Linked DNA regions of Mus musculus: region 1 is linked to region 2. A link is a loop called in an ENCODE intact Hi-C map of the cell type or tissue named here. Cell type or tissue: gastrocnemius. All regions are shown on one strand. Links, peaks and the distances in the headings refer to the core of each region. The heading gives the core; the rest is flanking DNA.

What was found. Hi-C counts contacts between places; a loop is a spot of excess contacts. Peaks named below come from ENCODE experiments on the same cell type or tissue, not always from the same donor. Only the 100,000 strongest peaks of a DNase experiment are listed, where the experiment ranks them.
Region 1: a loop joins it to region 2, with 2.1 times the contacts of the local background. A loop is called at or near these places in 10 of 42 quality-filtered maps.

The regions. Positions count from the first base shown.
Region 1 is chr12:85,020,088-85,023,000 of GRCm38, reverse strand. All of the region lies in intron 4 of Ylpm1 (YLP motif containing 1), which reads right to left. Among named protein-coding and RNA genes, the nearest start is that of Ylpm1, 25 kb to the right of the region's middle. In gastrocnemius, for the core only: no CTCF peak of the experiment used is centred there; a DNase peak (open chromatin) is centred at 1,777.
Region 2 is chr12:84,875,551-84,878,384 of GRCm38, reverse strand. It overlaps Ltbp2 (latent transforming growth factor beta binding protein 2), which reads left to right and starts at 1,894. Exons shown (of 36, transcript NM_001370743.1): 1 at 1,894-2,629. The coding sequence starts at 2,154. It overlaps D030025P21Rik (RIKEN cDNA D030025P21 gene), which reads right to left and starts at 2,583. Exons shown (of 1, transcript NR_028577.1): 1 at 1-2,583. In gastrocnemius, for the core only: a CTCF peak has its summit at 1,456; DNase peaks (open chromatin) are centred at 1,450, 1,763, 2,085 and 2,394; H3K4me3 peaks cover 1,451 bases.

The DNA.
Region 1 (2,913 bases), core at 276-2,775, 140 kb before region 2:
CATTAGAATTACCCAAAATAGCACACTGTTTTGGGGCTTCATTAAGCACAATGCAAACTCAAAACTTTCATTTCTTTATTGTAGTAATAAAGAGAAGAAAGCTGACAGATAAAGCTGCTTCAATTCACTACAACTTGGGAGCTGGAGAGATGGCTCAGTAGTTAAGAGCTCTTCCAGAAGACCTGCCTTAGATTGCCAGCACCTATGTGGTTCACAACCATCTGTAACCCAAGTTACAGAGAGTCTAATACCCTCTTCTGGCCTCTATCAACACCAGGCACGCACATGGGACCCAGACATACATGTTATCAAAACACCACAATACACAAAATTATTATTTTTTAATTATTTAAAAATTTAAAAATTATTTAATTTTTAAAATTATTTTTAAAAAATTTAAAAATTATTAGAATCAAAAGATATGTGCAGAGAGGCTAGAATTCCAGGCTCTAAAAGTCATATCCAATTCATCATGTATGTGAACCTGCCAACCATGAATCTTCAGGTGATTATATTCTAGATGAACATTCTCAAGCTCAAGAATCAATAAGCAAACAATAAATTCTACTTATTATGTATGGGTATTTTGTTTTCATGCATGTCAAAGAGAATGCTTAATCTCTGGATCAGCTGTGAGCTGCCATGCGGGTGCTGGAATTGAACCCAGGTCCTCTGGAAGAGTAGCCATTACTCTTACTGCTGAGTCATTTCTCCAGCCCAACCCCCTTCCTTTAAATAGCAATACATTCTGATCAATGGAAGGCATGCAGTACTGCCACCTCTTAGTCATTAAACAGGAAAGACTTTTAATGCATATTGTGTGGAAAGAATTTGGACCATCTTGACTCTCTAAAAGGATACAATGACAATTATCTTTTATGATTTTATATGTCAAACTATTTGATACAAAGCAAATTTACTCTTAAAAACACTTATTAAAACTTCAAAATTGTTTTTCACAATCCTTTTAAATTCTTTTGTAAAATTTAAACTAAAAGTGGTCCCCTGAACCCATACAGTCAACAATGACACCTTTTCTTCTATACCCGGGGTTAAAGTAAGTAAGCGCTACAGACTGAGAAACCTGTAATACATATAATTAAGAACTGGTTCCCAGAATATATAAAGAATTTCTATATATCAGTAAGAAATAGAAAAATAGTCTAATTAAAAAAAAAAAAAACAACCTTGAATTAGTGTTTCATACAAGAGGAAACTTAACCCAGCGATAACCGAATGGAAAGCAGTGTAACTTTACTATTATCAAAAAATACAAAATTCCAACTTTTATCACTATAACATTAACCATCCTCCCAGGCAGCTAACATTTTGTAAGTTTAACAATACTAAGAGTTGTCATGGAAGTTAAAAAATAATAAACAAAACAAAAACTCTGAAATAATACTGTTGAATAAAGTAAAAGCACCTTTCTGAAAAACCATTTAACAATATGTACCAGCACAGAGCACATACAGACCAGATCCTATGTCCAAACAATTGCAATCCTTTTAAATTGTGGTATGTCCACACAATGGCAAACTGTATGGGAACAAGAAAGAACAAACTACTGCAACACTTGCAAAGCACAGGATGAATCTGATAGCAACAGTCATATGAAAATGACAAACTCAGAATGTACACAGAGCGTGGCTACAACTACACATACAAAATATCTGAACAAAAGCACATGCGTACACTCAGGCACAGTCAAGATATAGTCGGCACCAAAAGACATACTGCAGGCCAATGAGATGGCTCAGTTGGTAAAGGCACCTGCTGCCAAGCCTCATGGCCTAGGTGCCATCCTGGGATCCCTACGGTAGAAGGAGAGAGAGAACCAACTCCTACAAGTTGTTCTCTGACCTCTACATCGGGCTGCAACAAGTGCATATTCATGTACATAAAACAAACAGATATACAGATACACTTGACATTTCAACATTTTTAATCATAACTGATAATTAATATTAGAACAGGTTATAATAAAATCATATTAATGGACTACTCCCCAGCAATAAGAATGTTATGCATGACATAATCTCACATTATAATATTAAGCAAAATATACCATATCAAAGAAGTATGTAAAATATGATCCTATTGCTCAAAAAATAGGCAGCCCATGGTATAAAAGTTAGTATAGTGGTAATCTTTGGGTTGAGGAGAAATGACTAAGAAGGGGGATGAGGAGGACTTTTTTATGTTTGTTTTGCCTGCATGCATATTTGTATACCAATACGCTTTGTGCTCACAGAAGTCAGGAGTGGGCATTGGATCACCTGGAACTGGAGTTAAGGATGGTTGTGAACCACCATGAGTTTTGGGAATTGAACCCAGGTCCTCTGCAAGATCAACAAAAGCTCTTAACTCCTGAGCTATCTCTTTAGCCCACTGAGGAAGACTATTTAAACACTAGTAATTTTTATTTCTTGATCTGAGTAGTGATGATATGAGTTGTGTCTTTGTGAAAATTCATAATGCTGTGTGTAACAACCTGGTACTTTTCTACATTTATTATCAAGACAAAGTTTCATTACTGAAAAATACAAGTTCTGGGGAATTCAAATTCACTTATGTGAGAGCAGACAAACACAAGGATACTTCGTCCACAAGAACCAATGAAGAGAAAACACACACACACACACACCGTGTTCAACAACATATACTGTGATATGCTTTTGTCACTTGACTTTGAGAAACCTTCAGAGTCTAGAAAGCTGCCTCAATCTGAACTTCTGCAATTCCTTAATGCATTTAACAGAACAGATAAATATTCTACTACTGTGGTTTTAGTCAATCAGTTTAACTCCATTCTCAGTTCTTGTCTTTCTATCAGTTTTGTTTTAGGACATTTTTTTTCCAGTGTGGCTTACAGATATCCCTTATGCATTCATAACAGAACTTGAAAAAACA
Region 2 (2,834 bases), core at 335-2,834:
TTCTTGTATCTGGTAGAAATTGGCAAGCCAAGGACCCTGTCTGACATGTATTAAGTAAAGAAGAATGGAGCTAAAGAGAGCTGGTGGTGAAGAGCACTTGCTGTCCCTAGAGGTCCCTAGTTCCCAGCCACCTTGGGTGGCTCACAATCACCTGTAAGTCCGGCTCCAGGAGATCCTGTGTAACTGGCTTCCAAAGGACCCTGCACTCGTGTGCACACACCCATATGTAGACATATACACACACCTACACATAGCTGAAAATAATTTTTTAAAATATGTTTTAAAAGAGGAGGGAAGAACTGGGAGGTGGCACCGTATGCCTTTAATCCCAGTACTCAGGGGACAGACAAATCTCTGAGCTGAAGGCCATCCTGTCTTACAAAGGAGACAGCCAGAGCTAAACAGAGAAACTCTGTCTTGAGAAAAACCAAAACCAAAGAATAACAACAAAAACCAAACCAACCCAAGACAACAACAAAGCCCCAGGAAATGATTTCCCCTTGTAAGTGGGCAAGCTTGGGTATTTCCTCACAGGAATGGGAAGCGGAAGAACACACATGGCCACTGTAGGGGCCGATGTTTGCTCTGTGAGGTGAAATGAAGAGGTAGTCCTGAAGACCTCTTGGAGATGAATACTCTAGGTAGAGAGATGAGCCGTCACAATGCATCAAACATTTGCCAAGCAGAGACTGTGAGGGTACTGTGTAATGAATACCGAGCAGGAGTAAGTTCAGATCGGTCAGAAAACCAGCCGGGCAGGGAGGACTCCGTAGGCCAGTGTCAAATATTGAGACTTTCTAATCCAGTTAGGTATTACTTAGGATTCTGGGAAGGGAGGGGCTGGTATGGGAAGTTGTAATTGGTGCCTTTACAGGCTCTTTTATCCTGTCTGCTTAGGAGCCAGTAGGCTGTGAAAACACTTTCAGGAAAACCATATATGCCTAGCCTTTTAGGCTTTGGGGCATGGGACACAGGGAAGAAGGTTAATTTAGGTGGGAGGCAACGGACATCCCTGTCCCCTTCAATACAAGAAGGTGTGAGAACCCGGCCCAGCAGGGCTCAAAGGCTCATGCAGCCCCTTGGGGAAATTCTCCAAGGAATGAGGGGCGGTGGTAGGAGTTCAAAGAGTGGACTGTGGGCCAGAGGCCACTAGCCTGGGTTTTATTTCCATCTTTAGCAATACTCTCCTTTAGTCACCTTATTCAAGAGGCTCCATGCCTACCTTTGTAAAAAGAGAACAACTCTTCCAGCGGGCATCCACCATCACCATAGGCCCAGGTCAAGGCTTGGCGCCACAGGAAGCAGATTAAGATCTAGGCTCTAAGCAGGTTGGCAGAGTGTGTCGCTACAAAACACGGTGGCCAAGGGTGTGACCAGCTCCACCAGGGGGCGCGCGCCCCAAGTTGCCCTTCCCCATAGGCAACCGGCTCTTGGGAGCTGCCCCAGGGACACCTGCATTCTCGCCTAGCGCCCCCAGCGGTCAGAGGTGGAAGCAACGAGACCAGGCGCGCATGCCTCGGGCTCGGTCCCCATTACTCCGGTCTGGGTACCTTCCCCAGCTTCCTTCAGGCCCGAGAAGCAGTTCATCTGGGTCCGTGAGGTCAGGAACAGAAAATACATCCAGGACAGGTGGACAACTTGAGTTTGCCCAGGACAGGAAAAAGGCAGCTCAGGTGCGCTGGTCCAGGCAGACGCCATCTGTCTTTCCAGTCCCCGGGTCTGCCCTGTCGCCCGCAGCTCCTCACGGGTTAATCCCCTCGCCGCCCGCTCGCTTCTCGGTGCCAAAGAGGGTGTTGCTGGAATTCTTGTCTCCCGTAATAAGGGGGCCGAGCTGTCCCTCCAAGGAGGGGGGCATGGCGTGGATAAAAGAGGCGAAAAAGCAGGGGGCGGTTTCCAAAAATAAAACCCTTCGGTTCCCCTTCAGACGGCGGCAGTGCGGGAGCGAAGGTGCGGCAGGCTCGGGCTCGGTGCGCAGCCCGGGCAGCTCACGCCATACAGCCCTTACCTAGGAACCCCTGGACCCCCAAACGGCTGTTTCAGAGGTCCCCTAGACGGGAAGGGGCAAGTCGCCAGGCGGGTCTGTGGAGCGAACGATGGAAAGCACCTCCCCGCGAGGTCTCCGGTGCCCACAGCTCTGCAGCCACTCTGGCGCCATGAGAGCGCCGACCACCGCTCGCTGCTCCGGATGCATCCGACGGGTGCGTTGGAGGGGCTTCCTGCCACTTGTCCTGGCTGTCTTGATGGGGACAAGTCATGCCCAACGGGATTCCATAGGGAGATACGAACCAGCTAGCAGGGATGCGAATCGGTTGTGGCACCCCGTGGGCAGCCACCCCGCAGCGGCTGCAGCCAAGGTGTACAGTCTGTTCCGAGAGCCTGACGCGCCGGTCCCCGGCTTGTCGCCCTCTGAGTGGAACCAGCCGGCCCAGGGGAACCCTGGGAGGCTCGCAGAGGCCGAGGCCAGGAGGCCACCCCGAACCCAGCAGCTGCGTCGAGTCCAGCCACCTGTCCAGACTCGGAGAAGCCATCCCCGGGGCCAGCAGCAGATAGCAGCCAGGGCTGCACCTTCTGTCGCGCGCCTGGAAACCCCTCAGCGACCCGCGGCTGCACGGCGAGGGCGGCTCACCGGGTGAGCACTGAAGAGGGGATAGGGCTGGGGGCGGGGTGGAGCAAAGGGATGCGGGTATCCCGGACAGTTACGCCTTCAGTGGAGTGCGGGTCCTGTCCCTTTGTCCTCAGTAACTACTAGAGAAACCGCTCCGAGGTTCCGAAACCGGGGCTCGGACCAGCTTTCAAAAAGTTATTTTGGGGAAAATAAATCTACTATCTGTTCC